2 separate regions of the Mus musculus genome follow, and region 1 is linked to region 2. A link is a loop called in an ENCODE intact Hi-C map of the cell type or tissue named here. Cell type or tissue: gastrocnemius. All regions are shown on one strand. Each heading gives the region's core, and the rest is flanking DNA. Links, peaks and the distances in the headings are about the cores only. Region 1 overlaps Susd6 (sushi domain containing 6). Region 2 holds the start of Susd6 (sushi domain containing 6).

Region 1 (16,033 bases), core at 4,753-12,752, 50 kb before region 2:
CAGCTATTGTTTTTGCTTGGAGAAGGCTGTCATTTGTACCCTTGACTACAGTTAACTGCCTGGCTGTATCCTACCTATCCACCCTCGCAGATACAACAGGAATAAGAACACCCTTGCCTCTGGAAAGTGGATGCTTCTAGAATCTCTGTCACTGGTAGATTCTGGTCTCTGGACAGCAAGCTACAAAACCAGGGATCCAAAGTGATAATGTACCACTTCTGGGAGTCACTTAGCAATCTGCAAAATGCTAGATGTCTCCCTTAAACAACAAAGACAGTCTGGAGAAAGTGGCAGAATCTCTGCCTACCCTCCTCCCATTCCCTACCCATAAAGAAATTATAGAAAATGTTATATTCAACCTGGGTATTTTGGGGAAAACATAAAATTAAATATTATCTTTAGTAGTTAAAGTCCTAAAAAATAGAAGGTGCCCATCATAAAATATACTCTAAAACTTCTAGAAGAAAATATAAGAGGCTATTTTTATAAAACTAGAATAAGAGAATATGCTTTCTACATTGAAAAATGGTTATTAGTGTGTGTTTATACATGTTATATGTGTGAAACAGTACAAAGAAAGCATATACCAAAGGGAAAAATACTAGTAAAATAATAGTTAAAACAGCATTGGTTCTTAAACTCTTTATTCTCAGGTTCCTTTACCATTACTAAAGGCATTAGCAGTAGGGGGAAAAGTACTATGCATGCATGTGTAGGCCAGATATCGTGGCATGTGCATGTAGTCCTTGCTACACAGAAGCTAAAGTAGCTAGGTAAGTCACTTGATCCTAGGAATTTGGGGCCAGTCTGAACAACATAGTGAATGAATGCCTCTTAAATAGAAAATAATAAAATAATTATGAAGGACCCTGAGCCACTAAAGCAGAATCTGTTCCTATTACCATATTTGGAGAAAAAAGCTTATTTATTTATTTATTTATTTATTTATAAATTCTTTTAAAAATAACAGGAAATAGATATTAACACTAGTGAGATCATGAAGAGACATCATGTTGCCTCTGCAAATTATGCTTCATACATGCTGAGTACAAAAAGGGCAAATAACATCTGTGTTAATAAGAAAACAGTTCCAACCTTGTCAGGCCCCTCCAAGAACCTCAGCCATAGAAAATTAAAAATGTTTAAATGATTTATAAACTAGGAGATGATAAAGGAAATAAAAAACTTAAAAGTCACATCACGATTTCATTTCTTGTTCATTAGGTGGACAACACTCAGTATTTATCAACTATAACAAGCATGCTGAGATATTGTTGAGAAAAAGGGATTTTCTTTTCTTTCAGCAGGAGCATAAACTGGCACAAGTATTTAGTAGAAGTACTTGACAAGACGCACAGTGTTGGAGTCACACACTTTCCACACTTCAACAGCCCTGCTGCTAGAGGTATATGCTAGGAAGGCCTGTATACATAGCTTTAAAAAAAAAAAAATGGATCTTACTATGTAATTTTGGCTGGCCTACATCTTATTATGTAGTCCATGCTGGCCTCAAACACACAAATCCACCTGCTTCTGTCTCCCAAGTGCAAGAATTAAAGGTGTTTACTACCAAGCCCAGACCTATATATAAATACATCTAATAACATATGTACAAGTATGTTCTTTGTGGCATTGTTTAAACAGTAGGAAAAATGCCTACCGATCAACCAATGACAATATTTTTATTTTATTAACACAATTACATATTACTATTAAAATTTAGTTGTTAATGGTAGTTACAAATAAGTCAAATGCTACAACTGTTGTATTAATGCAGCAGAATACATGTAAATCTAAATCTAAAAAAAGTGAAAAAGTTATAAACGCTTATTATACTTTAAAACACATACAGAGGGCTGAAAAGATGACTCAGCAATCAAGAAAACTTGTTGCTCTTGCTGTCGACCTAGGTTTGATTCCCAACATCCATAACTCCAGTTCTAGGAGATCTGATACCCTCTTCTGACCTCTCCACACACCAAAAATGCATGTGGTACACATATATACATACAGGCAAAACAATCATACATAAAATACATGAATAAATCTGACAAAAATTTAAACACACATACACTCTATATTGCGTAAGAATATATGTTTAAGTACACAATAGCCTACAACCCAAGTATTATCAAATTGGTTTGTTATTGTTGTTTTATTTTTGAGATCATATCTCTTACTTCTGGACTTAAGCAATTCTCTCAGCTCATTTCCCACGTTGAGACTCCAAGAAAAAAAAAATATATATATACACACATTGCTTATTCAATGTTTACAGATTTTTGGAGAAATGGTAACAGATTTAAAGTGGCTAGGATCTCAAAGATACTACATATAAATAAGTGTTCTTCCTTCTACTACATTTTTTTTGTGTGTTTTGTTTTGTTTTTTGTTTTTCGAGACAGGGTTTCTCTGTGTAGCCCTAGCTGTCCCTCACTCTGTAGACCAGGCTGGCCTTGAACTCAGAAATCCACCTGCCTCTGCCTCCCAAGTGCTGGGATTAAAGGCGTGCACCACCACGCCCGGCTACTAGAATATTTTTGACCAATAATTTCTTATATTTTCAGGCAATGTTGCCACAACTCTGTGAAGTTCTTCCAAGAACCAAGTCCAGGTAAGGTGAGGCCAGGGTTGGGCCCCTTCAAGGGATTAACAACTGCTTCAGCTGTTGCCTCAGGCTACCAGAGGTGACCTGAACATTCTTTATAGGCAGTATTTTGCAATGTCCCCAAGCTAAGGCATATCATTTCTCATCACCTTCTTTTTTTTCCTTTAAAGATTTATTATATGTAAGTACACTGTAGCTGTCTTCAGACACCCTAGAAGAGGGTATCAGATCTCATTACGGCTCATATGGTTGTGAGCCACCATGTGGGTGCTGGGATTTGAACTCAGGACCTTCGGAAGAGCATTCAGTCTCTTAACCACTGAACCATCTCTCCAGCCCTGAAAACTTTCTAATCTTCAGTACTCTAAGGTTCCATTTGGTCTCCAAGTACAGACAGAAATCCTAAGAACTCACTTAAACTGACAAGTCCCATGGTAGACCTGTTTCCATTAATGACGAAACTAACCTTGCCCTTCTTCAAAACACTCTCATAGGAAAGCTAAGACCCCAAATGGGATCAGATCTGTAAAGGAACTCTTACCAGTCAGAGTAGCAAGAGTAACTAGAAGCAGGCCAGAACTTAATGGCCTACCACCTGCCTTTCAAGTGAGGCTAGCAACTGACTCAGCTACTGTAGTCAACTTAGTGAACATCCTTTCTCACCCACTCCCCTCACATTCATTCTTCCCCTGACTTCAATTAGGCCTAGATGATGGCAAGCTTTATGACGTCAAAACCCAGATCCCTGATTCATGATGCTTTCTGAAACCACAGAAGGCACCAGAATGCTCTTGTATTAGTGTTTTTGTGCAGTCCACCCTCACCAACTGCCACAGAATGATGGGGACAAGGGAGTAAAGTTTCTACTGCCTCTTCTGTGAGGAGTACTGGGGATCTAAGGAATTGTTTCACATTTTTAATTATTTTTTTTTTAAGGATGTGGGTTGCTGGTCTGTTCTTCAGGTTTTATACAGGGATGGGAATCTGGTTTTGAAAGCACAGCAAATGAAAAGAGGCACTGGGGTAGATGGAAAGGACCCACCACTCCCTGGGGCACCAGGCAAGTGTTAAAGTCATTGTTAGTATTAACAGTAAGTTCTTTGAGTTCTTATTAAAAGCATTCCTATAAATAAGCAAAGATTGTGTGGTGGGGGTAGGATGATGCAATTTGACAACCCAATTAGCAGCTGTTAAACTCTCTTTCTGCCCTGACTTCCTTAAAAAAAAAAAAACTGTCAGTCAAATAGCCAGCCCAACTACCTCATACCAGCTCCCACCATCTACAATGCTCCAGCCTTGAGAAAACTGCAACTAAATGCTTGGCTCCTAAAGGCAGAGCCTCAGCAAGGGCTGTTTAAAACAGTTTCACCAGACTGTTTCCACAGCCCTAGTGAACTCTAGATGACCTTGATATCCTAGGCCAAAAAGGAAGTACTTCTGGTGACCTAGCAGAGACTACTGATGCTAAGGAGGCACAGCTGATTAGTGCGACATACAAGCCTCAATGGTTGTGATTAGTCCAAATATCCATCCCTTGCTTGGCTATATAAGCAGGGTGAGCCAGCTGGAATACCTTTCCTATGCTGCCTCCTCTTAATTTTGCTGCACCAGGGCTAATAAGTTTATCAAGTGGTCTTTTCTTGCCTCCTTTTAGTAGTGCAGGCTGAGAAACAGTTGTAGACTAGCTCTGAAAACAGCAAGTCCACCGGCTAACAGCTGAGGACAAAACAGCCTAACAGTTCAAGAGGAACCAGGGCAAGAGGAAAGGAGACAGAAGGAGAGAGATGACAAGTGAGGACAGACAGATGAGGCTGAACGATTAAGCTGTAAGGAGCCAAAAGGGAGAAACTGCACACTCAAGTTGCCAGAAGAGTTCAGAGAGCTGTCAAAAGGCTAAAGGTCTTAGACCTTAGAACAAGAACTGTTAACCTAGGTCAGTGTTACGGGCTAAGGCATCCCAATTCCCAGACTAGAGAAGTGCTGTAGTATTGGCTGCTGCTAAGTGGTATGGAATCCTGATACCATGGCCTTCCTGGAAGCTGCAATGCCAGCCACAGCTAAGAACTGTGTGGCCATACTGTATGTACATCCACATGGTGAACATACATACATGCAGACAAAACACTTTCACAGGTGAGATAATATGGATTCAAATACCAGTTTCCCATCTTCCTAGGACCACACAAAATAACACTTGTAGAGTTAACAGTCCAAACGTCACAGCCCTGCAACAATACAAAGTGCCACTTGCTACTACCACCTGCCTGGTACCACAGCTTGCTGGCAGAGACCAACATTTCTTTACCCACAATTTCTATTCAGGTAGAGCAAAAGGACCCCCACAAATCTCAGCATCTTGTCTATACCCCAGAGTGCCAAGTACTCAACTAATAACCAACTCCCCCCTTCTTCAAAATCCTCTGATTTGGATCCTGTCTACCAGGCCCAGTTAAAGTTTCAGCTCTTCTTTTGCTAGACAGAAGCCATTCAGTGTGTGAACTACAAGAAAAACTAAGATTTCCTCTATCTCATCCTTTCTTCAATTAGACTGTAGGACCCTTCTTCCCATGAGAGGACCCAGTATATACACAAATGGCTTTTACTAGTCAAGTTAGCTAGAGGTAGGAGTGCATTGCTTCAGTCCTATCATTTAAGAGGCTGGAACAAGTTTGAGACCAACCTGTGTCTCAAAATAGCAAACTATTTTAAGTCATTAAAACAGTACTAGACAGCTGGGCATGGTGGCGCACGTCTTTAATCCCAGCACTTGGGAGGCAGAGGCAGGCGAATTTATGAGTTTGAGGACAGCCTGGTCTACAAAGTGAGTTCCAGGACAGCCAGGGCTACACAGAGAAACCCTGTCTCGAAAAACCAAAAAAAAAAAAAAAAAAAAACCACACACACAAAAAACAAAACCAAAAAAAACAACAACAACAAAAACAGTATCGGACAATGGCATGGGAGGTCAGTGTTCAAAACAAAATAGACAAAATTATACAGCATAAAAATATTTGAGGGGCTTGGTGGTTAAGAACACTTGCTGCTCTTGCAGAAAACTAAGGCTGGGCCCCTATTACTCACATGTCAACATCCTCTGTGGCTTCCATAGGTACCAGGAATGCATATGGGGCATATCTACACACTCAGGCAAAACAATCATATAACTAAAATAAAAATAAATAAATTTTTTAGAAAGTATTCGATTTACAATGAGAGGATGTAGGTTCAAATTTCAGTTTCATCCTGTATGAACTGTGCCATGCTTCTTACAAGGATAACAATAAGATAAGATAATATACACAAATCTGATTTACATCATAGCTGTAGCTACAAATATCTGTTACTTCTCTGGCCTCCTGAAGTGGTTTGTATCATTTATTTTTCTTTAGAGTCAAGAATAGAAAAGCACAAAAACTAGAACTACATCTATGAAAGTGTTTGTAGGTGTTACCACAGGCCGGCTGCAATCTGATGCTGAAGCTTGTGCATTCCTACCTGGGCCACGAGGGTCTGGAAACATCCTCATATACTTCCTAAGACCAAGGAGAGCCCTCTGTGGTAGGACCCTTCCCCACCCGTCCCACCCAGACTCCAGGTGAATATGAACTTCATCACAGCAACAGTCTCAGCTTTTGGAAATCCAGCCAAAGCCAGTCATTAAAATCATCTTCAAACCATACTTGCAGCAGATGAAAAGGCAGTGTGCAGTATCCAGCTGCCTAGATTAAAGCAGTGTGGTAAAGGAAATGAGAAACAGTCGTGATTTCCAATTACTGCTAACAAGAGCATGTTTAGAAGGGAGGAAATTAATGGAATCATCAAAAGACTGGTGATTTTACTTAAAATGAATCAAACCAACCTCAGTCTTTCCCTGTTTCAACAGAGTTCTTGGGCTAGTCAGTGCTTGAGTTCCCTGAAAACTGCCCAGGCTGGATCAGAGAGGCTAACAATTAACAAGGGCTGGGAAATCTTCTTTGGCTCCCTAGCCACAGGGTAGAAAGACAGGGCCAGACAATGGTTCTGAGGCAGTATGTTAATTCCTTTTAAGTCAGAAGTCCTTTAGCTTGCCAATATAAACACCACCAGGCTCCAGCAGGAAAGAAAGGCAGAAAACAGGGTCAAATTCAACTTGCACAACAGCAAACTCCCTTAGGACAAAACATTCTGGAACTCACAGCTACTTTGAATAACATAACATGGACAAAAAGAAAAGGGGACTGAGAGCCCTGAAGGGACATGTCATACAGTTATACATGGTCTCTGATGATCAACATGTGTATACTAACACACTCAACACACATATGCAGCTCTGACAGAATGGAAGGCATTATGGAGTTTGTTGGGTAAGGAGGGAAGGATGGAAGTGAGCAGGGCAGAGGAAGACAACCAAGGCTTATTAAGGGAGAAACTACAGTAAAGAAAAGGGACATAGATATAATTTCCTGCAGCTGCAATCCATCACAACACAAGCCACACTGTGCCGGACAGTGGAGAATGTTGACTAGCAATGCTGTGCACCCTGGAAATGAGAACAGGGCAGCAGCCCATGAAACTCCGCAGTGCAGTGTGGTGACCTTGAGTACAGGGGTGGGGTATGACCAGTGTGAGGAGTCACTCCTCTCTGGAAGCAGGTGCTAGGAAAGCAACACACAATTTTTTCACTTTCACCATTCCGATTCAGTGCCGCTTATCAAAAGTCCCTCCTCACAGAACAAAATCAAAGCAAGTTAAACAATCATGCTTACGTTTCTGACAGAGAAAGAGATCTATCTTAGCATTAGAGGCATCATTCCCCTTGGGAAAGAAAGTGTCCTTGGAAATGGGATTGATGGCCAGTACCCCAGTTCATGTTCTTGTTCCTTCATACCACAGAGTGCAAGCTCAGGAAAGGTTCCCTGAAACGCTGCCTTTTACAACTCAGTCTGCCAGAAAGGGCAGAATAGTAGTGGGATGAGATGGTCAAGGTAACCCAGCCTGGGGATTTACCAAGTCCCACCCCTTTCTGTTGGATAGTTTCCAAGAACCAACAAATCTGGAGGAGACAAAGCAAAGGCCTGCCAGATCCTCCTTTAATATTTAGATTTTTCTAGTTTTAAAATTAAGTTGGTGTTGGGCAGTGGTAATTCATACCTTTAGTCCCAGCACCTGGAAGGCAGAAGCAGGCAGATCTCTGTTGAGTTCACCTGGTCTACAGATGGAGTTCCAGGACAGCCAGGGCTACACAGAGAAACCTTGTCTCAAAACAAACAAACAAACAAACAAACAACCTAAACCAACCTACCTACGAAATAAATAAAAGATAAAATTAAGTTGGTAAGTGGATTCAGGACCTTTACACCCTCCTCTGCTCACTTGACCAAAACTTGCTCTGAAAGGGGTAAGATAGGTTCATTCACTCTCCAGAATGACTAGAGATTTAACATGAAGCCATTCTGTCCATATCCTATCTGTAGTGGCTAAGGATTTGTTTTTCAGCAAAAGTGGGGTAGGACATATACTGATAAAGAGTACTACTCCTACCTATAAGGGGTGTTTCATCATGGGAAACACTGTGGGCCCTCTGACACATTTTGGCACACACTAGTGGAAGGAGTGGGTTTCTATTGGTATATGCCAGGAAGTCAGTATTGTGATACACAATTCAGCATCTCAGACACTGTCAACCATAGTCTAAACTCTGTTGGTACCTCTGTTCTCTGTCCTTCGCTCCATACATTCTCTTCTTGGACTCTTGTTTCTCTAGTCTATAACAGGACTCATTCTCAATAGAAAAAACAGATGTCAGATTCACAGTCATGACTACAATACCTTTGTCTGATATGGCCACTGTCTGTGGAAAAATTATTTGGGGAGCTAAAGAGATGAGATGGATGAGCAGTTAAGGGCATATATTACTCTTATAGAGTACCTGAGATTAGTTCACAGCACCAAACCTAACAACTCATAATATAGCCTGTCACTCCAGTTCCAGGAGAATCTTATCCTCTGGCCTCTGCAGGCACCTGTATACACACACACACACACACACACACACACACACACACACACACACACACACTCCAGATCTCCTTATACAACGACCTTAGCTATTCCTACACTTACCTGGAACCAACCTGTTTTTTAACATTAAACATTATAAACTGATTTTAATAACCTTTAAGTAAAACATACAACTTTAAAAATGATTACCAGTGAAAGTCATTATGATCTAGGACATAAAAAGTCAACACTATATTTTTAAAAATTGCCTAATAACCAATCTTCTCAATGCAAGGAGAAGGGCTAATTGAACCACAAAGCCTCTGAACTTCCTAACAAGATGCTAAGAATAATATATGAACTAATGGGTTCCTTTACTGAAAGCCATTCTAAAGAAACCTGAGATATATCTCTGTTAAGATAGTTCTCTGAAACCTAGAATACAGCAAATAGAGCAGTCCCCACCCTATTTCCACAATTACTCCAGTAGAGCAGATCTCAAATGATGAATCCACATGGGCCAGATGGCACTTTCACTATTCTCCCTTCCCTAATCAAGTAAGAACCTCTCACATCCTTTGGCCTCCCCAAGAAATCCATGACACTAGCCAAGATCCACAGGGGACCATGAATCAGAGAAATAAGAAACTTCTGTCAGACATGTCTCCATAGGCTAGCTGAGCTGTGGTAGGACAGAATGGAGAAGGGGGACCTATTTGCACTCTTCTCCATAAGCAGGCTGCACAGATGAACCTGTCGATTAGATGAGCCTGTCGATTCCTGTCTCAAAGGGAAATAGAAGACCAACTACCAATTTTATCATCCTCAATCTTCTCCCACAACTTGTACTTAAATTTATCTTCCTCTAGCCCCCCTACCTCCCTGCTTAGAATCAATCCCTTAGTATTTGTTTTTTTGCATGTTTTAATCCTTCAGACCCTACAGGAGAGTTTGTTCCTCCTCTTTTTTACTTCTGACACTCACTGGGAGTCTATCTCTACAGCAGCATCCTGCCTCTCTACAGGACACTAAACTTTTCTTTTGGTGCTGTGTGGTCTAAACTCATTAATACTTTAGACTATGGTTAGGCATCAGTTTTCTTTTTGGAAACTTCAGTTTCTGAACATATTCTACCAAAGTGAAGGTGATCAAACATTCACCGTCCACAGTAATGGGTGTACCAGTTTAGGGAATCCAGTATCTTTGATTCCAGCTGGGGTTTTGTTTTGTTTTTCTGAATATTAGTTTTAACAGAAGTGAAATGGAGTGCTGAGGAGGTAAAGTCATTGGTATACAATCAGAGTCTGAGTTCAGATTGCAGTACCCAATCAAAAACTCAGATGTGGTAATGTGCCTATAAACCCATTGCTGAGGAAACAGAAACAGGTAAATCCCTGGACTTCACTGGCCAGCCAGTCTAGTTGATTTATGAAATTCCAGCTTCAATGAAAGACCCCATCTCAAAAAAGACAAGTCAATAACAATAAAAGAAGACACTCAGAGTTACCCAACCGTCTGGCCTCCACAAGCATATGTGCACACAAACACATGCACCATTCTACACCCCAAAGCAACCTGACAAGCTCTGACAAAGGACACACAGCAGATGTTACACTACTTTCTATCCTTCCAAGGTCCCCACCACCTGGCTGTGGTCTGCCACCCTAAGGTTCCATACTGTAACAGTGATGACATCTGCAACATTTAATCTGTCACCACCCTACCTGGTGTGTATAGTACCATTCCAATATTATAGACTCAACCACTGGGGACAGAGTTTGAAAATCTAGCTCAAAATAACACTCCATGTTCATGACTGAACTATGATTTATTTATACAAGCCAGCCTGACTGAAAAGGCATGTTAAACCTCCCTATGCCTTCCTGCCTTTTCTGCCTACTAACTCCTGTTTGCCTCCAGGTCTCTCCCCCAAAAAAAGTCTCACACTGACTATCCCAATCTTTTCAGAAGACCTTTTTATGTGTATTCCAGTGTAGGGCTTGAGTCCTTCACCAGAGCAGATGTCACATGGAACTACCATAGTTCAGAGTAGTGCCAAAGCCTAGCCATGTACTCGTTACATTCTTGTAATCAGAGTGCTATACCACAGCCCCACCTGAATCTCAGGGCAGGTACTGTTCCTGGTACCATTGATGATCTCATACGCTGCCAAGTGACAGCTTCCATCACAAACCAGCTCAGTATCTGGCTCCCAGAAAGCCCTCCATGCCATTACTCTTGCTGCATCCCTTCCTGCTTACCTTCTGTCAACACAAACTTGCTAAATAATGGACTTGATGCTGATTATGAAAATACTAAACCCAACTGTTTCACAGCAAAAACCCTGGAAAGTCTGGGTCTCTACTAGTCATTTGTTGCCATGACAGAATATCTAACAAAGGCAACATAAAGAAACGATTTCTTTGGGTTCACACACTGAGGGAAGAGTCCACTGTGGCTGTTGGCAAGAATGTGAAGCTGCTTATACTGCATCTAGGCAGTTGCAGAAACAGTCACATCAGGCAGCTAGTCAGAAGCAGAGAGCCGTGAGCCATGCTGCTCAGTTAGTTTCCTTTCTCCTTTTTTTTTTTTTTTTTCAGTTTGGGGAACCTCAGCCTTACAAAATGGTGCTACTCTCATTTAGGTCAAGTCTTCCCACCTCAACTAACCCAATGTAGAAAACCCCTCATAAATACATCCAGGTAATTCCATGGTGATTCTAAATCCTACCAAGTAACTAATCATCACATGGTCATTAGAGTTTGGAGCACGTTTTTTAGGATTTTAATACAATGCATTATAATCTTCAAAACAAAGAGTTCCAGTTTTCCAAGGCCACAATCTGGATGACTTTTTCAAATCAAAGACAGCCAGGCAATAGACTTCTATTCCTGGGGAAAATGCTGACATTCCCCTAAGGAAAAGGACCAGGACTAAAGACTCTTGTTAATTCCACTTATGTACATACAACAAAGCCTATTTTCCTTCCTTAAAAATTAATAGATTGTTTTTCTACTGTTGAGATAAATACCATGAACATAAACAATGCATGGAAGAGTTATGCATGGAAGAGCTTATGGTTCCAGAGGGAAGGTACTAAGTAGCAGGCATGGCAGAAGGAGTAGGAAGCTGAGAGATCACATGGTTTATCACAAGCACATAGCAGAGAAAAGGCAAACTGGAAGAATGGTGAGGAAGAACTCTCATAGCATGTACCACCGCAGTAATGTACTTCCTCTAGCAAGACTGCACCACTTAAACCTCCTTTAACCAAGTAGGAACTAAGTGTTCAAATACCCAAGTCTATGTGTAACATTCCTCATTCAAACCCATAACTGGTAAGGGTCGGATGGATCCTCTAAAGAGGTGACTGAACTGGATCTTGCATGATAAAGGGAAGTGTGGGAGGGTGAGAAAGCAGGTGGGATTCTAGCCACAGGAAGAATAAAATGAGAATAGGCTTGAAGATGCTAATCTTCAAGCAAAAAGGAATAAAGATGGCCTTTAGCCTTGACCTTTAGGGACAAAGGCTAGGTGGCCAGAAGAAGAGGAGGCTATGGATAAAGTATAAAGTCAAACCCATTCAAACAACACTACTCCAGCCTAAGGGAGAGTTTAGAAATGCCATGGTTTTCATTTACATTCTTCTACTGATCTCTCCCCTCCACTCTAGTCTTCCTTCTCCCTGTTCATTTTCCTTTTTCTCCTCTCTCCTCCCCTCCTTCCCTTTACTCCAAATCTAAAGGGTCCCACTTTGGGCCACCAGATCCCTGCCCAGGCTGGAAATCAGCCCATTCTACAATGGATTCTGGGATCTGACTAGGTCCTCTCTTTTCCTCTCCACCCACATTCCTGCAGTCTGAAAATACTTTCATATGCTTCTTAACTTCCTCACCATAAAGATGGGGACAAAGATCTCACCAGAAACTATAAATCAGCAGGGAGGTCCCCATGCTGCTACTACTTATGGGCCTTAGAATTAGTTCTGTCAGTCCTCCTACAGAGGACAACCCACAATGAAGTACCACCCAAATGGACTTTCCCCAGGACACCCTTAGGGTTATTATTGGCCTAGGTAAGCAAAGGAACAACATATAATTTTGTCCCTGCCTTCAATGAGATTAAGGGCAAATGCATATACAACCAAAAGAAAAAAGAACTAAAGACTGAGAAACTTAAGTATAAACAACCTCAAAAAGCCAGAAAGCTCAGAAAAAAAGTCTCCTTTTAAGGATACAAAGCAGAGATCTACACTGCCTAAGAAAGTCTCTAGCTAACTTCTCAGTCCAGGAATTGGCAAGTTTGAGTAACTGTGCATAGCTGTCAATAAGTCTAAGTATATATACTTACTCAAAACATTACTACTGTAACCCAGCAGTAATGTGAACAACTTTAAAGGGAAGAGAGGCTTTTTCCCTATGACCCTAAATCTCTCTGCACCTATCCCCAAGCTTAGGAAATGTGGACAGGCTGCCATCAGAACCACTCAAAGTCGTCTGCAGGCAATAATCTCAGCTACAGTCTTGTGCTCTCAGCCATTCCTAAGTCAACAAGGCTGAACTGTCAGAACTCAAGCCAGTGACAACATATGTCCCACCCGCTCTGGAGGAGACGTGTGTCTGCTACACCTGAAGAACTGACCTCACCCTCTACATTTCATAAAGTGTTCCTTGTTAGTCAGAATAATTAATGCTATAGCAGATTTTGTAACCCTGCTTGCTGTACTTAGTCTTAACCTCCTGAAACCCACTTATGCCCCACCCCCCATAAGAATTGCAATATCAAAAATACTTTCTACCCTCAAAAAAGCTTTGCGGAAAAGAAAACTTGTACCTATCTTCCTTGTATTGCTGCTTAGAAATTTAACAATTATATGTTAATATGTAGCTATTAGCAAAGCTAACAAGTTAATAAGTCAAACAAGGAGAAATCTCCATCTCTGGAGATGTCAAAGAATCTAGGTAGAAAAGGCTTTTAAAATTAGGAATTCTGCATCAAAAAAATGTCTTAGTGGTTAAAGGGTTTGTTGTTTACATGTGAGGACTGGAATTTGGATCTTTTGAATCCTTGTTAATTCTGAATGAGCATGAAGGCCTACCTAACTCTAGAATTGGGAGGGTAGAAATGGAGGATGCCCCCTCCCCCCAGCAAGCTGGCTAGCTGCTAGACCTGTCAGAATTGCAACACAATTTTTTTTTTTTTTTTTTTTTTTTTTGGTTTTTCGAGACAGGGTTTCTCTGTATAGCCCTGGCTGTCCTGGAACTCACTCTGTAGACCAGGATGGCCTCAAACTCAGAAATCCGCCTGCCTCTGCCTCTGCCTCCTGAGTGCTGGGATTAAAGGTGTGTGCCACCATGCCCGGCTTGCAACACAACTCTTTACAGAGCTTAAAAGAGCAATTCTAAACTTCATGTGGAAAAACAAACAAAAAAAGCCAGGATAGCTAAAACAATCGTGAACAATAAAAGAACTTCTGGGGGTATCACCGTCCTTGATTTCAAGCTGTACTCCAGAGTAATAGTAATAAAAACTACATGGTATTGGTATAGAAACAGACTGATCAATAGAAATCAAGTTGAAGACACAGAAATAAATTCACATACCTATGAACACTTGATTTTTGACAAGGAAGCCAAAACCATACAACGGAAAAGGGAGAGCATCTCAACAAATGGTGCTGGTCTAACTGGATGTCAGCATGTAGAAGAATACAAATAAATCTGCATTTATCACCCTGCACAAAACTTAAGTCCAAATGGACCAAAGACCTCAAATTAAAACCAGACATACTAAATATAATAGAATAGAGAGTCGGGAATAGCCTTGAACTTGTCAGTACAGAAGACAACTGCCTGAACAGAACACCAATAGCTTAGGCACTAAGGTCAACAATTAATAAATGGGACCTCATGAAACTGAAAAGCTACTGTAAGGTAAAGGACACTACTAATAGGACAAAACAATAGCCTACAGATTGGGAAAAGATCTTCACCAACCTTATCTCTGACAGGGGGCTAATATTCAAAATACATAAAGAACTCAAGAAGCTAGACACCAACAAACCAAATAACCCAATTAAAAAATGGGATACAGAGCTACAGAGAATTCTTAACACAGCAATCTTGAATGGCCAAGAAGCACCCAAAGAAATGTTCAACATCCTTAGTCACCAGGGAAATGTAAGTAAAAATGACTCTGAGAATGCCTAAGATCAAAACTCAAGGGACAGCACAAGCTGGCGTGGTTTTGGAGAAAGGAGAATACTCTACTGCTGATGGGAGTGCAAACTTGTATAACCACTCTGAAAATCAATTTGGTGGTTTCTCAAAAAATTGGGAATACATCTATCTTAAGACCCAGCTATACCACTCCTGGCCATATACCCAAAAGATGTTCTAATATCCCACAAGGACACTTGATCAACTATGCTCAACTTGTTCATAGCAGCCTTATTCATAATATCCAGAAACTGGAAACAACTCAGATATCCCTCAGTTGAAGAATGGACAAAGAAAATGTGGTTCATTGTACACAATTGAATACTATTCAGTCATTAAAAACAAGGACATCGTGAATTTCACAGGCAAATGGATAGAGCTAGAAAATATTATCCTGAATGAGGTAAACCAGAACCAAAAGAGCATGCATGGTATATACTCACTTATAAGTGGATATTAGCCATAAAGTATGGATAACCACACAATAATCAACGGACTCAAAGAAGACAAATAACAAGGAGGGCCCAAGAGAAGATGGTTGAATCTTTCTCAGGAAGGGAAACAAAATAGATATCAGATGCTGATAGAAGGAGGGAATTGGGGGTGGGAAAATCAGAAGTAGGGAGAGCAGGGAAGAGAGAATGCAAATTGGCCGGGGGCCGGGGGCCGGGGGCCAGGGGGGGGGGGACGGGGGGCGGGGGAGAGGGGAGGAGGCAATTTCTAGGACATACAAGAGACCCGGTAGAGGCCCCAGGGGATATATTGGGTGATCCTAGCAATGGGGGATGTGGATCCGGAAGTGGCCACTTCCTCTAGCCAGGCAGGACTCCCAGTTGAGGAATAAGGACAGTAACCTACCCATAAACCTTTGACCCAAAATGTGTCTTGTCTAAGTACAGGGACAAAGATAGAGCAGAGATGGAGGAAAAGGCCAACCAATGACTGCCCCAAATTGAGACCCATCCCATGGGCAAGAACCAATTCCTAATGCTATTAATGATACAGTTATGCTTGCAGACAGAAACTTAGCCTCAGTGGGGGAGGATGCAGTTAGTCCCACAGCAACTTAACTTGTGAGGCTTGGGTAATGGGGGGGGGGGGGGCGCTAACACACTAAAGGAACTTCCTCTTTGCAAAGGGGAAGGTGGAATGAGGGAAGAATCTGCATGAGGGGGTACTGGAAGGTGAGGGGATCTGATATTGGGATGTAGAGTGAAGAAATAAATTT
Region 2 (16,033 bases), core at 4,488-12,487:
AATAAAGAGGAGAGGGTATAGGATTCATCAGATGACTACTGTCTCCCAGTCTTCAAGTAATTCCACCATATCTAGGATGCTAACAGCACCTGCCACTGTCTCACCTGGATGACCTAAGGAAAATAAAACAACAGGAGACAATCCAGTAGCCTGGAGTCAAGAGACATTTTTGAATCATAGGGAAAAAAAAAAAGAAAAAAGAAAAAAGAAAGAAAGAAAGAAAGAAAGAAAGAAAGAAAGAAAGAAAGAAAGGAAGGAAGGAAGGAAGGAAGGAAGGAAGAAGGCACAGCACAGAGGGGGAAAAAAGTTAAGAAGCCTAGTTGTCATGCAACTCTACCCATTTTAAGAAAAGTATTCCCTAGGGCTGGAGAGATGACTCAGGAGTTAAGAGTGTGTACTGCTCTTGCAGAGCACCAGAGAATGATCCCCAGCAACCACATTGGATGGCTCACAACCACCTGTAATCCAGGGCCAGAGATTCCAACATCCCTTTCTGGCCTCTATGGGTGCCTGCACTCAAGTAAGCACGCTACATGTGTGCACACGCACTCATGCACGCAAGCATGCACAAATAAATAAATAAAAATTGTCTTTTTTAAAGTATTCCTCACACAGATAAAAATGTTCTCTTTTTTAAAGTATTCCTTCAAACACTGTAAAGACACATCCCCCTTTGTTGCTCACTACTGCAGATGCTAGGGTAGTTCAGATGATAGAATGTTTGTCGGCATTCATGAAGCCCTGGGTTTTATCCCTAGTACCATAAGCATATCCTGTCTCAAAACAACAACATACCATGGAAAAACATAAGTTTATTCAGGACAAAACAAAATAATGAATCAGAAACCTGGCTGAGAACCCAATATACTTTGTAAACAGGGGCCCAAGGAGAGCAAGAACAAAGAGACAAGGTGATCTTACTGAGGTGGGAACTTGGCTTCTTTACTGATCCTTAAGCCTCCAGTTCTCATTTCTCTTTTCTATAAGAGGTAAAGAGGATCTCAGAATTCAAAGTCCAAGTCTTTCAACTTTAATGAACCTACAGTTTCTCTTCATATACTTGTTTGTTGCACAAGAATCAGATGGAATCCAGAAACCTATCTACAGACAAAAATTGTATGCCGGTGTGGTGGCACACACCTTTAATCCCAACAGTGCAGGTAGATTAAAAAGGCAGGTGGGAGGCCAGGCATGGTGATGCACATCTTTAATCCCAGCACTCGGGAGGCCCATGCAGGGGCATTTCTGTGAGTTCAAGACCAACCTGGTCTACAAAGCCAATTCCAGGACAGCCAGAGCTGTTACACAGAGAAACCCTGTTTGGAACAACAACAAACCAAACAAGAAGGAAGGAAGGAAGGAAGGAAGGAAGGAAGGAGGGAGGGAGGGAGGGAGGGAGGGAGGGAGGGAGGGAGGGAGGGAGGGAGGGAGGGAAGGAAGGAAGGAAGGAAGGAAGGAAGGAAGGAAGGAAGGAGAGAGAGAGAAAAAGAAAGATAGGCGGGGGCTGAAGAGATGGCTCAGAGATTTAAGTGCTTTGGTTGCTCTTCCAGAGGTTCCTAACCTCAATTCCCAGCAACCACATAATGGCTCACAACCATCTATAACAGAATCTGATTCCCACTGTTGATGTTCATGAAAATAGAGCACTCATATACATAAAATAAATAAATAAATCTTTAAAAAAATAGACAAGTGAATCTCTGAGAATTCTAGGCCAGCCTAATTTACATAGTGAGTTCCCGACAGCTAGAAATAAATACTTTGTCTCAAAAAAAAAAAATCAAATTAAAAATAATTTGACTCCTCATTGGGCCTCTTGAAACTCTAGAATTTGGAAATAGAATTTGTATTAACAATAGGACCTACTTCAAATCCCAACATTTTAGTCAATGAACTCTACCAGGTAAGTTATAGATAGCTATAGTCATAAATATTTATACACACACATCTAAAGAACTTTCCAGGACTCACTTTGGCTTGGTTCCAGATACAGGAACCAAGAGATGGCTAACTGAAGTACCCCATTTTGTCTTCCCTCTGTTTCTCTAGAAAGAAACTGTCTTGACACTCTGATAAAACAACAAGGTGACCTGTAAGTGTGCAGTTTCAAGAGCTTTTTATAATGATCTAGAAACAAGAAGAGCAAAACCTGCTGTTGATAATGAAGGCTAGTTCCAATTAGGACAAGGGTGAAAGGAGAGAGAAGCCATTACATTATTCCAGTAAGGTGGCTGGTTTGATGTAAATGCTCAGATTAAATCCCATAGAGGAAATGACACTCTCAGCAGCACCATCTGCTCCTTCTGGTGTCTAGCCTGAACTCAGCTGTAGCCAGTCCACCTGTCTGAGGGCAGTGAAAGCTGCTCTAAAGAGCTCAGTTCCTCAGATTTGTACATTCTCTCATAGCCATCTTCCCCTATCTTGAGGTTTTTCTCCCCAGCAGGTACACAGAACTGCAGGACAATTTTTACAAGGAAAGGAAAAACTTCTGAGAACTACAGATCACATTTAATAATGAAAAGCCCCAAGAAATGAAAACACACATCCACACAAAAACTTACACAAAAATGTTTTTAGTTGACTGTGGTGTCACATGGCTATAATCCCAGCACTTGGGAGGTTGAAGCAGGACCACCTCAAAGCCAGACTAGAATACATGACTGTATTTAAAACAAACAAAACAAAAACAAAGAAACAAACAATGTTCTTGGCAACATTGTTCAAAACCCAAAAGGAAAGCAATGCAAATATCTATCAGCTGATAAGTAAGGTATAAAGGAAATAAATAAACTGGGACTGAAGCCAGCAAATGCTCCAAAAGCAATAAATCTTAACAATAGTAAATGGGGCTGGAGAGACAGCTCAGCAGTTAAGAACATCAGTTGTTCTTCCAGAGGACTCTAGTTCTATTCCCATCACCCACAAGGTAGCCCACAATTGATTGTAACTCCAGCCCCAGGAGATATAACACCATCTTCTGGCCTCTGGGAGTACTGTATGAACACAGTACACAGGCAAAAACACCCACACACATTAAAAAGAAAAAAAAAAGTAACTGGAAGTGAAAGAAGCCAGTTACTAAAGACTACATATACATATCACAATTACAATACCACGAAATGTCTGAGTAGGTAAGCATACAAACAAAGTAGGTGAGAATAGTCTAAAATTGGATTGGTGTGATCTTATTCAACCCCGCAAATATACTAAAAACAGCTGCATTGTTTATGCAAATATCTATCAATTAATGTATAGACTGGGTATGGTGGCATACACCTTTAATCCCAGCACTCAGGAAGCAGAGGCAGATAGAGCTCTGTGAATTCAAGGCCAGCCTGGTCTATATACTGATTTCCAGGACAGCCTGAGCTACATAGTGGGCCCTTGTCTCAAAAAATAAGAAAAAATTTAAAAATGGTACATCTATACAAAGAAATATTATTCAGTAATAAACAGAATAAAGCACAGATACATGCTCAAACCTCAAAAGCATGCTAAGTAAAAGAAACCACATAGGTGAATTTTTATGATATACAAATTATAAGCCAACAAAACTATTTCTTTAAAAAGGCATTATTGACAAAGTAAAATGCTAAATGCCAAAAAAAATCTCCCTGAGTAAACTTATATATATATATGTGTGTGTGTGTGTGTGTGTGTGTGTGTGTGTGTGTGTGTGTATATACATATATATATATATATTACCATATGAAGCCATTTGATCTATTAAGGATGAGTCATAGGAAAATGCTTATGGAATAATGCTGGGAAAAAAAAAACAAAATTCAAAACAAGATGTTTAGGGTATACCAGAAAAGACGGAAGAAACAGAATATACAGAATACACAGAAAAGATAAGTTAGGTTACACAATATTTATTTATTTATTTATTTATTTATTTATTGAATGTATATGGGTACACTGTAACTGAACGCATGGTTGTGAGCCTTCATGTGGTTGTTGGGGATTGAATTTTTAGGACCTCTGCTTACTCTGGTTGCCCTACTTGCTCCAGACGCACCAGAAGAGGGCATCAGATCTCATTATGGGTGGTTGTGAACCACCATGTGGTTGCTGGAATTTGAACTCAGGACCTTCAGAAAAGCAGTCAGTGCTCTTACCCACTGAGCCATCTCACCAGCCCCACAATAATTATTTTATTTTGACTTGTATATTCTAATCTGTCTGCAATCTTCTCTCACTTTAATGGCAATTAAAGAAAAAATACCCCTCAATCTTCCCTCAAGCAGTCTGCAGAGACAATTACAATTTAAGATGAAAATAAGCAACCCACTTTCTTGGTTCCCTTTTTCAGAATTCCATCCACTAAGTTCTCAGAGATCTTCAGAGAGCAGCCCAGAGAAGAACTGGACTAACGGAATGCCCAGAAGGCACTCTCATTCATAGCCTAATCAAAAGTCAAAACCTAGCTCAGCCAAAGAGAACTTCAGCAAAGTCTAGAGGAAACTCTGCCAGGCAGTGGTGGTGCACGCCTTTAATCCCAGCACTTGGGAGGCAGAGGCAGGCGAATTTCTGAGTTTGAGGCCAGCCTGGTCTACAGCAGAGTGAGTTCCAGGACAGCCAGGGCTACACAGAGGAAAACCTGTCTCGAAAAACAAAAACAAAAAAAAAGATAACTCCACTCTAATCTTAAACTTCTGTGGATACACAGGCATGTCACTGCTGGTGGTAATTTGGATTTGGGCAGATGAGATACATGTCCCTCCTGGAGAAAAGTTGGTAGGAAAAGGAAGTTTGGAAGAGTCCCTATTCAAATCTCTTCTCTTGAGGTTTTGCTCCTACTCTCCAACTAGAGGAAAAAAGAATCCTCAACTATTTTCTTTTCAACATAAAAGAGCCAAGTAATAAAGAACTGTCCGTCTGCACAAGCACTGACTCTGCTGCTGTCATGAAGAATCCCAGGCTAATTTCCCAAGTCACAAAAAGTAAAAACAAAACACTTGTACCAACTGCTACTCTGGAGGGGGTGTATCAGGGCACACAGCTACCAGGTAATTTTAGAGCTCTCTCAACACTGGTCACATTAACAAGCAAGTGTATCTGTTTCTGCTTGAGAATGCTTCACTAAGATCCTGTTTTGGAAGTACTTCATGAATTTTTGGCAAGGGAGACACATCATAGATAACACAAGAGTCTGAAACCCCACTCAGTTCTCACTGCAACTGCTGTACTCCCTGCTACTCTTAAACCCAGTACCTTCACAGACTCAACTGTCCCTCCACCTTGGGAGTAGCAGCTAGCCTTTCAGAGCAACAGCAACCCAGCTCAACACTACTTCCAGATCTATCAGATTCTGGAGACCTCTAGACTCAGCTGAGAACCAGAAGACAAAAGAGCAAAGGTTTCCAGCTGGTTTCCAGCTCCCACCCCCAAGATTAAAGGGGGCAGACAAGCACAGATACGAGGCTGGAAGATGACAGGTGCCTGCCAGACTCCTTTCTCACATAAAAGACTTTTTACAGGGTAACACTCCAGAGCATACATCAACCAAAGAAACAATTTCTACTTACTTGAATCTTAGCCATGATGTAGAAAATAGATTTTCATATCCAAGGTCTGCCACCTCAAGTTTTGCCTGACTGCTTCCTGGGTCTCAAGATCCTAATCTGCATTCTTCCTTCCCATCAGCAAGCTACCGCCTCCCACATAAACCACAGTATTTGTCACTGCTTTAACTTTTTTAAGCATCCTACAATGTGCTCATATACCTATGAGCATGAATTTTCTAAAAACCATTCAACTAGGTGAAGACTCAATGTTATTACATATGTAGATATTCTGGCTTTGATTGGCTTTTTGTTTGTTTTGGAAACAAGGACTCACTAAGTAGCACAAGCAAACCTTGAATTTAAGGTCCTCCTTCCTCTTCACTCCATGGTTTGAACCTGTCCTAAAAGTCCAGGTATTAGAAAATCCTCAAATTCATGTATTCATATTCTATTTGGAGGTAGGACTAGAAGGTGGATGGATACATTAGCAGTTGCCAAGATTTTACCATGTGATACCCTGTGCCATGTTATGATGTAAGACACTGGTGCCAAGCTCTTCAACTTGCTGTGAGCCAAATAAGCTTCCCTTCTTTTTTTTTTTTTTCGAGACAGGTTTTCCTCTGTGTAGCCTTGGCTGTCCTGGAACTCAATCTGCTGTAGACCAGGCTGGCCTCGAACTCAGAAATCTGCCTGCCTCTGCCTCCCAAGTGCTGGGATTAAAGGCATGCGCCACCGCCCAGCTAAGCTTCCCTTCTTAATGATTTACCACATCTCAGGTTTTTTTGTTACAATAACAGAAAATGGACTGAGACTGAGAGTGATCTCGGCATAGATAGAATCTTCAAAGAAACCAAAAGAATTTCTTGTCACATATTTTGTTTCAATGTTTGCCCTTAACCCAAATATCATAATCTTCACATTCAACTCTGCAACACAGCAATTCTTGCTTTTAAAGTGTGTGTGTGTGTTTCCTTTATCACTTTTTTCCTCCATTCTCCTACTACTTGAGAGAATGTTCCCAGCAGGAATCCCATGAGTTCAAGGCAGATAGAGGAAGGAAAATGAATTTTGTTCATCAGCTCCAACTAGATCACATGCCAATCCAAGAGCTCAGTAAAATGTTTTATGTGTGGCAGACAGTGGGCTATCTGGACCACCACTTCCTCTCATGAACTATCACTTGGTAAAGGGGAAAGCAAGGTAAAACACAAGCAAGCACCCACCGTGTTCTTTGGCTTTCCTTCACTGCCAGCAGAGGTTCTACTTTATTCTCCCAAATCACCTGGTTGGTACTGAAATGAGGAAAATCATGTTCCCCGGTGAATCTTTAACTTTTCTCTTGGTTTTTACACAAGGTCTCACTTTTTAGTACTGGCTGTCCTAGAACTCACTATGTTCAAACTGGCCTTGAACTCTGCCTCTGCCTCCCAATGCTGGAATAAAGGCATCTGCCACCATGCCCAGTCTCAACAAATATTTTAAGATTTTAATGATTATGCACAGGTGTCTGTGTGCATTCAGCCCAGAAAAGGGCATCAAGTACCCTAAAACTGTGAAGTTATGAATGGCTGTGAACTGGCTGGGTGCTAAAAAACAAATTCCAGTCCTCGGAATTTGGACATTGAACAGCAAGCACTCAATCACTAAGCCATCTCCACAGCTCCCTAACTGAAATTTTAAGATACTTTATTGTTTCTCTAAGCCTACAGAGGATACCAGTAGTGAGCAGGTGTCAAGAGAGCTAAAAATACAGAAAAAAAGCACAGGAGAAATATGAGAGTAAAGGATGTTTTGGTGGTCAAGGGTGTCTTTTGGTTGTTGGGGGTTTTTTGGTTTCTTTGTTTTTGGTTTTTTTGTCATCTGATTTTGGCACAGGGTTTCACTGTATGTGTACCCAGGCTGGCTGGAAGTCATGACCCTACCTCAGGTCTCCCCAATACTGATTACAGACATGCACAACCAAAAGCAAGTTTTAATGTGAGAAATGGACAAACATAATGTGTGTAAAATAATGCTTACTAGTAATAATAAACTTGTAAAAAGTCTTACTTTTAGAAGCCAAGTGAATTAGTACCTTTGGAGGGCACGTGTTCTCGTGTGTGTGTGTGTGTGTGTGTGTGTGTGTGTGTGTGTGTGTGTAGGAAGCAGTGAAGCAGGAACCGAGGCCCCAGACACAGTAGAGGAGGAAATCCCCTGTCAGAAGATGCATCATTACATAAGTGCTCCAGTTCAATCGCCACACCATGGAGACCGGGCAGGAAACCACAGAGTGCTGAGGTCTTGCCACCTACCAGGCTGCAGGACCTTTTTACCTGGCTTTCTCTTTTCAGTGAGCTTGAATGCTGGCTCTGGAGAAGCTGGACTCAACAAGTCAAACTGACACCTGGTGGGCTTGCTCTCAGGACTGCATACCCTGAGCCTTTTCTATAGCAGAAGGTGAGGATTTTTTTCCTCTCTCATTCCTACTACAATATCCAGAGTCCCTCTGTAGACAGGAATCCCATCTACAGGGTCAGTCTCGAACTGATAACTGTTCTTCCTTTTAAACTTAATGGGTACAAAGTTCCTTAAGCAGCAAACAGTGAGCCAGGCATGGTGGCTCACACCTTTAATCTCAGCACTCGGGAGGCAGAGGTAGGCGGATTTCTGAGTTTGAGGCCAGCCTGGTCTACAAAGTGAGTTCCAGGACAGCCAGGGCTATACAGAGAAACCCTGTTTCGAAAAAACAAAAAACAAACAAAAAGCAGCAAACAGTAATGAAAACTAACACCATAAATCAAAATAAACTAAATTAAAAGTTGAGCACCATGAAAATCTGTCTGGTTTCAGTTTTAATCATCCCAGTATCTATAAAACCAGGTAACGACTGGCATATGCTGTGTATGATATGAAATTTAAAAAAAAAAGTGAACTAGTATTGTGCAACCTACCATTACTGGGCTTCCAGGAGCAAGTTAGGGATGCTTATCATCAGAGAAAGAGCCTCAAACAGTGGTGTTTTGAGAAGAATCTAGACACTCCAGAACTTACATTTGTGGCTTACATTATTTAACATGTGTAACTTTCATCTCAACTGAAAAAATAAGGATAATATCGGCCCTACCTCAAATATTATTACATGAGATCAAAAGTGAAACTTGGGCCAGTGTGATAGCTCAGAGTGGAGAAGCACCAGACGTGATCACCAGAGTTCAATTGCTGGGAGGTAGAAAACTGGCTCCTGCAGTTTGTTCTTTGACCTCCACACCAGCACAAGTTCACACACTCAAACTCACACACGCTAAATGAATTTAGCTTGGGACACAATAAACCCTCAACAAGTTTTCCACAGTATCACCACCTTATGAAGTGATTCCTTTATTGAAATACAGGAATCCACTCCCACCCCCAACTCAAGACAGTTCTCATTTCTACTTGAATGTGCATCTAATGAAAAATGCAAAGCTCAGAAAACTAAGAAGTCAAAGCCAAGGGCATGTCTCTACTAGTCTCCACTAGATGGTGACAGCCTGGGTGTAGAATTCCCAGAGCACAAAAGTGTGTGTGTGTGTGTGTGTGTGTGTGTGTGTGTGTGTGTATGTGTGATTTTATTATTATTATTATTAACCAAAGGGATTCTAACACCAAAAACCGATTGACCAGTGAAAAGTGGAAAGTCACTGCGGATCTTGCAGATCTAGAAAGGACTAAATACCCATGGCTTAACTGAAAAGGATAATGTCCCCGCACCTCTCTTCGAACCCCAACCAACAAGAGCAACAAAGGGCAGCACACTACCTTGTCACCAAAGAAGTGTGTGGCAACAACATTGGGCCTCTGCTGAACTAATGTAAAGTTCCCAATGAACTTAATGCCTCTTTGGGATCCCCGGCCTTGCTGCCCTCCCAATTCCGTTACAGGTAAGTTTTTCCACCATGGTGGCTGTCCCGGGAGGGACCATCAGTCTCACAAGTAAGAAAGTCTATATGTAGTTACAGTAAAACCGAAACAAAACAGGAAATGGGTTCGGCAAGTTTCAGCCCACATAATAAGAAAAGTTTTTGCGACTGAAGAGGCGACCAGGCGCTGGGGCTCCAGAACGCTCCCGCGCACAGGCGAGCGGCTGCAAGGTTTCCTCAGGAAACCCACCTCGGCCAAGCCGGTCCCGCCGTGCGGAACCGCGGCTTCGCTGGACTGGAGGGCCTCCGCCTTGCAGCGCGCTCCACCGAGCCCGATCTGCTCTCCGCTCTCGGGCACCGGCACAACCACGCCGCCGCCCTCGGAGCGGCCCGACCCGGCTACTCCCGCGCGGCTCGCAGTGCTGACACCGGCCGGCGCGGTAGCAGGCGGCCGCGCAGAAGGCCCGCGTCCCTGAGGAAGTGCTTGCCCGCCAGTGCCCTGACAACCGGCCCCGCGCGCCGCTGACACAAAGCCGGCCCCTCCAGCCCGGGCGGCGGTGACAACTCACCCGGGAGCGGCGCCGAGACCTCCGGGAAAGGGGGCGCTAGCAGCTCCCGCGTCGCCGAACCCGCTCCGCCGCTGAGCGCGCCCGCCTGCCTGCACTCCCTGTCGGGTCCCCCGCGACGCCTCGCGTGCCCTGGTCTGGCTCACGCGGCCGGGCGCTGACGAAGGAGGAGGACGAGGACGAGGACGCGAGCGGTGGCCGGCTCCTGAGGATGGAACGCGGCGGCGGTGGCGACGGCTGCGCCAGCGTCACTGGCCCAGCTGTACGACGCGGGCGGGGGAGGCCCCGCAGAGGGGGCAGGGCAGGGACGAGGCCTGGGCGGGGTCAGGCACGCACGCAACAAGCGCAGGCGTCGCGCCGCTGCGACCGCCCCGAGGAGTCACGCGCACGCGCCTCTGACCTTGTCTGACACGCCCCTGGCGGCGGGGGGAGGGAACCTTAAAGAGACAGTCACTCGAACTGCTCTGGCTGTAATACTCTAGTTAAGCCACCTTCCTAGAGGGCCCTCCGGTTCTTTTACTGTTATTGTTTGGTTATTATTTGGATGTTTTAATTACTGTCATTTGCAAGGAAGTATACTGTTGTTTAAGAGCCTCTTCTACACACGTCGCCCATTTAGGTCTTGAATCGCTTGCCTGACCTATCTTCAAAGCAGGTTATTATCTCCCTATTAAGCTGTACTCTAGGTTAGGGTGTGTAACTTAACTATCTCAAAAGTGTCCCGAGGGGGTTAGGTGGGGGTGGAAATGTAGATCAGGCCATTCTGATTCTATAACGCTGGGGTGGGCTTCAGGAATCTTTTTAATGGGTGTCCCTGAGTGCTATTTCTGCGCACTCAAAAACACCTGGCAGATCTTAAATGGAGGAAACTGACATTCCAGCGAGGCCTGGGGAACCTAGAGCTGCAGGCTTGGCCCCTAGCTTTTTGCTCTGCTTCTGAGCCTCCTTGAATTGCTTTCAAGCGCGTCTTAGGTGAGCAAATTGAGCACTGGTCAGCTGCATCCATTTAACAGTGACTCTCACTACAGAGGGGTGGCCATATGACAGTAGGAACTATCTCTTTGTGCCTAGGTACTTGGTACTAGGTACTTGGCCTGTCTTAGAGGTGCTCAATAAATGTTGAAGCACTCCTTGAAAATCAGTGACTCATAAATTAAGAAGGCCTGTTAGCCTTTTCTTTTTTTTTTCTTTCTTTCTTTTTATTTCTATTTATTTATTTATTTATTTATTTATTTATTTATTTCGAGACAGGGTTTCTCTGTGTAGCCTTGGTTGTCCTGGAACTCACTCTGTAGACCAGGCTGACCTCGAACTCAGAGATCCGACTGCCTCTGCCTCCCAAGTGCTGGGATTAAAGGTGTGCCCCACCATGCCCAGCCTTTTCTTTTATCTGTGCAAGTGCCCTACCTAGGATCTACTGGAGTTTTTTGTTTCTTCTTCTTCTTCTTTTTCTTCTTCTTCTTCTTCTTCTTCTTCTTCTTCTTCTTCTTCTTCGTTCTCCTCCTCCTCCTCTTCTTCTTCTTCCTCTTCCTCTTCTTTCTTCTTCTTCTTCTCAGTTCTCCTCCTCCTCCTCTTCTTCTTCCTCTTCCTCCTCTTCTTTCTTCTTCTTCTTCTTCTTCTTCTTCTTCTTCTTCTCAGTTCTCCTCCTCCTCCTCCTCTTCTTCTTCTTCCTCTTCCTCCTCTTCTTTCTTCTTCTTCTTCTTCTTCTTCTTCTTCTCAGTTCTCCTCCTCCTCCTCCTCTTCTTCTTCTTCCTCTTCCTCCTCTTCTTTCTTCTTCTTCTTCTTTTTCTTCTTCTTCTTCTTCTTCTTCTTCTTCTTCTTCTCAGTTCTCCTCTTCCTCCTCCTCCTCCTCTTCTTCCTCTTCCTCCTCTTCTTTCTTCTTCTTCTTCTTCTTCTTCTTCTTCTTCTTCTTCTTCTTCTTCTTCTTCTTCTCAGTTCCCCTCTTCCTCCTCCTCCTCCTCCTCCTCCTCTTCTTCTTTTTCTTCTTCTTCTTCTTCTTCCTTTTCTGCCAGATACCCTTTGAACAAAGTTACACCTCAGGGCCTTTCACCTAGAAAGCTTCCAATAAAGGTGCTGTGAATTACTGCCACAACAACACACCCATCCCTTAGAGCAGTGGTTCTCTCAGCCTTAATGCTGTGATCCCCTTAATACAGTTCCTCATGTTATGACAAAACTCCCAACCATAAAACTATTTTTTGTTGCTACTTCATAACTATAATTGTGGTAGTATTATGAATCGTAATGTAAACATCTGTATTTTTTGATGTCTTAGGTGCCCCCTGTGAAAGAAAGGGTCCGGTTCAACCCCTTTCAGGGTCCCAAATCACAGGCAGAGGACCACTTTAGAAAGCTCCCCCCTCTCCCTGTGGGCCTAGGAGAAACCCCTGATGTATTCCCTTCTTTTTCCTTTCTTCCTCTGAAAAATAGACACCTGGCATCCTGCCTACTTACCCAGTCTGAGGGAGCTGCACCTGCCCAGACCATTAAGGGGGTTGAAAAACATCAGCCTGGCAGGATCTGGACAGCCTGTAATTCCGGCATTAGGGAAAGAGGTTGAGGCAGGAGGATTCCAAATACAAGGCTAGCTTCAGCTACAAAGCAAGATCCTGTCTCAGCAAAAGAAAAGATGAGAAATACTGCAGGACCGTAGCATAGCTTACTAAAACTTGTGGTCCTGGCAGGAAGACCCAAGAGACAAGAGAAAAGAAACAGGGAAAGGGTAAAGAAGAGCCCGAGCCCCACCAAACAGAAGGATGGGTGAAAAAAAAGAAAGCAAAGGAAGAAAGTGGGTATACAGACAGATCATGTCTTCTGAAAGGACAGCTGAGTCTCCAGCCGTGCGTGGCAGTTTGGCCACTAACAGGGAACTTCATGGAACACTTGCCGCATCTCACGATGTCAACCCATATCATTACTCACCACCTACCAGAGTTCAGCAACTGGGAACAAAGTCCTCCAGCCCGGACTGTGTCCGGGGCTCTCCAGCAGTCTGGCAGGAATCCAATCACATCACCCCGCTGAAAAACCGACACCTAAGCCTCCCCACCCTGCTGGCACATCTCTAACAAGCTACCACCTGCCACACCTCTGAGACCTCACCATCTGCTCCCCTACCTGGAGTGTCCTTTCCCATCCACCCTTCCTCACTGGCTGTGCCTCTCGCGTCCCTCTGGAAGGCTCTGCTTTATCTTTACGTCCTCACTTTTTTCCCTTTGCTTTTATATTGCCAGGATGGGGATCAGGTCTAGCCCTCTTCTCTCTGGCCAGTACGGGCTCTCCAACCTTTTCCTTCCCTCTTACCCCTCCTAGCATACTTCCAATACTCCCTATAGATCTTATATCCTGCCTTGCTCTGCTCTCCTGCCAAATGAGGATGGTTCTCCCTGGCTTAGAGTAAGTGCTTGTTGTGGTTTGGTTTGGGTTTGGGTTTTTGTGGATATCCCAAGATGGAGGTTAAGAATGATCTTATGTCCCCACCCGCTCACACAAGCAACCCCGGTTAAATGAAATAGGACCCCCAAGATAGTCATGAAAGTAGGAGAGAGACTTGATGATAAGAAGAAAGGGTTTGGTGGCTGGGGATAAGAGGATGATGGAGCTGGGAAACATGATCAAAGTATAATATATATATATATATATATATGTATGTATATATATACATACATATATATATATAATTGCAAAGGAATAATTAAGAATAATTTGGGTTTACAAGAGTCGTAAATGCATGAGAAACATTTATTTTAAAAAGAGCCTTTTTATTTTTTTATAGCTCTAGGAAATCAAACCTAGGCTTTTCGGGGGGGGGGGGTTGTTGTTGTTGTTGTTTTCTTTCTCCCCCTAAGATAGAGTTTCTCTGTGTAGCCTGGCTGTCCTGGAACTCACTCTGTAGACCAGGGTGGCCTTGAACACACACACACACATATCTGTCTGACCTGTCTGTCTCCACCCCTCCCCCCAGAGTCTGCTCCACTACTGCCTGACTCCAAACCCAGGTCTTTCTGCATGCTGGCAAGCAATTCACCTCTGAGCCATATCCTTGGTCTCCTGCATTGGTTTTGGTTTTGGTTTGAAGCAGAGTCTATGTAGTCCAGGCTAGCCTTGAACTGAAAATCTTCACAACTACTTCCTGAGAGATAGGACTAATATGTTATCCTATCCTGTCAGTTTTACAGATCGTCCAGGAAAGGTACTGGCTATCAAGCCTGATGACCTGAGTTTGGTCTTCTGGACACATATGGAGGAAGAAGAAAACACTTTCTCAAAATTTTCTCTGACTTCCACCTGTGTATGGTGGTAGAGATACACACACACACACACACACACACACACACACACTAAATAAACAGATATATAAATATCCATTTTAAAATCTTAAAATATATTTTAATGTAGCAACTTTATTTTGCTAGACAACTCATCAGCCCATTCACAACTTAAATGTCCATTTAACATATACAATTAGATCTTCTTAAAATATATTTACAGTATAGTATAACCACTACCAACAGTCAATTTTAGAGCATTTTTTTGGACCCCCCAAAAGACACTTCGGTAAGGATGGAAGCCAGGGCTCATAAGCATGCTAAGACATGCTGACTACCTCTGAGCTACACCCGTGGTCTCCAAAGCAAATTGTAATCCTCCACTATCTAGGCAACCTATTATCTCTGCCAGAGAGGCTGGGCTAACCCCAGAGAGAGGTGGAAAAGTCAACCATTGCTGTTGTCAGTGGTGAAGGGGATTCCTGTCAGGTGGTACTCCCAGCCCTGTAGTTAGGGCACTCTTGAGCAAAGCAGGTGAATTGTTCAGTTCCTCAGAAAAAAGCCCAGAGGCCAGGTATTTCTTTCTTTCCTGAGAACCCAGCCATGAGTGTGTGGGCCTTAACACCTTGCAGGCAGCCACAGCGAAGCTTAGCTCTTTGGGAGAGGGGGAAGTGGGGCTCAGAATAAGTGTGTAGCATCATTGTTGCTATGGTTCTGACATCTAACAGCTGTAATGATAGCCACTATTTATAGGGCACCTACTATGTGCCAGGTACTTACTTGGTAGGAAGTTTATCCCTGTGACTTCTAATTCCGGTAACAATCTTCCAAGTCAATGTCATCAACATCACGGAGAGGTTTCAACCTAACAAAAACCACGTAGCAGGTATGTAGGTATGTTGCAAAACCAGAATTTGTTCTTGTTTCTCTGTTCCAAAGGTTGTTCTTTAAAAAAAAAAAAAAAAAAAAAAAAAAGCATGTAGCCTCTGGTACCCCTAGCAAAGGATGGTCCTTGTGTATCTGCTCATCTCCCTCAAAAGGCTTCTTTACACAGCAGCTCTCTATATCCATGCAGCATTCCCATAAAATGAAGAGTCATGACCTAGGAAGCTAAGGAAAGGGGCAGATAACTGGCTCATTTCATTCGCACAGGCCTTAGGTTCTGTTTCATGTTTCATCTCAAAATGCCTAGGGTAGCCTTCACAGTCCAAGAAAAGAAACCTACTCGAGGCCAAGGGAATCGGATGTATTCAGTAGCTAAAGAAAGCAGAAGTGCCTATGGGTGGGCCGTGTGGCTCCACCAGCCTGAGCTGAAGGACAAGATCCCAACCAAAGGAGGAAGCTTTGGGTATGGGGGTGGGAGTGCTAAGCTGGATGGGAACCTGTGAGAATCAGACATGGTATCGAATCTCTGCAGACACCAGTCAGATAGGGCTTTGAAGAGTTCACGGTTCAAGTCACAGACCCTAGAGCAATGCCCTGTGCATCCCTACCCTGCCCCTAGCCTTAGAATATGTGCACTGGTTGGGCATGGTGGCCCATACCTCTAATCCCAGCACCCAGGAGGAAGAGGCAGGTGGATCTTTTTTTAGTTTGAAGCCAGCCTGGTCTATACAGGAAGTTCCAGGACAGATGGGACTACAAAGAGAAACTCTGTCTCAATCAATCAATAACATTAAAATGTTAAAAAGAGAGAAAATGTGCACCTGAGTCTGCCTGGCCATTTGGTGTGGACCACGCCCACCCCTAATTTTTTGAGGCACTAAAACTCGTAACCACTTTTTTTTTATTTCCAACACAGATCTGGTAAT

The links. Hi-C counts contacts between places; a loop is a spot of excess contacts. Peaks named below come from ENCODE experiments on the same cell type or tissue, not always from the same donor. Only the 100,000 strongest peaks of a DNase experiment are listed, where the experiment ranks them.
Region 1: it touches region 2 in a loop (2.6-fold over the local background); 6 of 42 quality-filtered maps call a loop at or near these places.

The regions. Positions count from the first base shown.
Region 1 is chr12:80,834,945-80,850,977 of GRCm38, reverse strand. All of the region lies in intron 2 of Susd6 (sushi domain containing 6), which reads right to left. Among named protein-coding and RNA genes, the nearest start is that of Susd6, 52 kb to the right of the region's middle. In gastrocnemius, for the core only: no CTCF peak of the experiment used is centred there; no DNase peak of the experiment used is centred there; H3K4me3 peaks cover 644 bases; H3K27ac peaks cover 3,020 bases.
Region 2 is chr12:80,784,740-80,800,772 of GRCm38, reverse strand. Susd6 (sushi domain containing 6) reads right to left here and starts at 10,241. Exons shown (of 6, transcript NM_178682.4): 1 at 9,958-10,241. In gastrocnemius, for the core only: CTCF peaks have their summits at 8,986 (motif pointing right) and 9,982; DNase peaks (open chromatin) are centred at 9,059, 10,295 and 10,696; H3K4me3 peaks cover 5,036 bases; H3K27ac peaks cover 6,681 bases.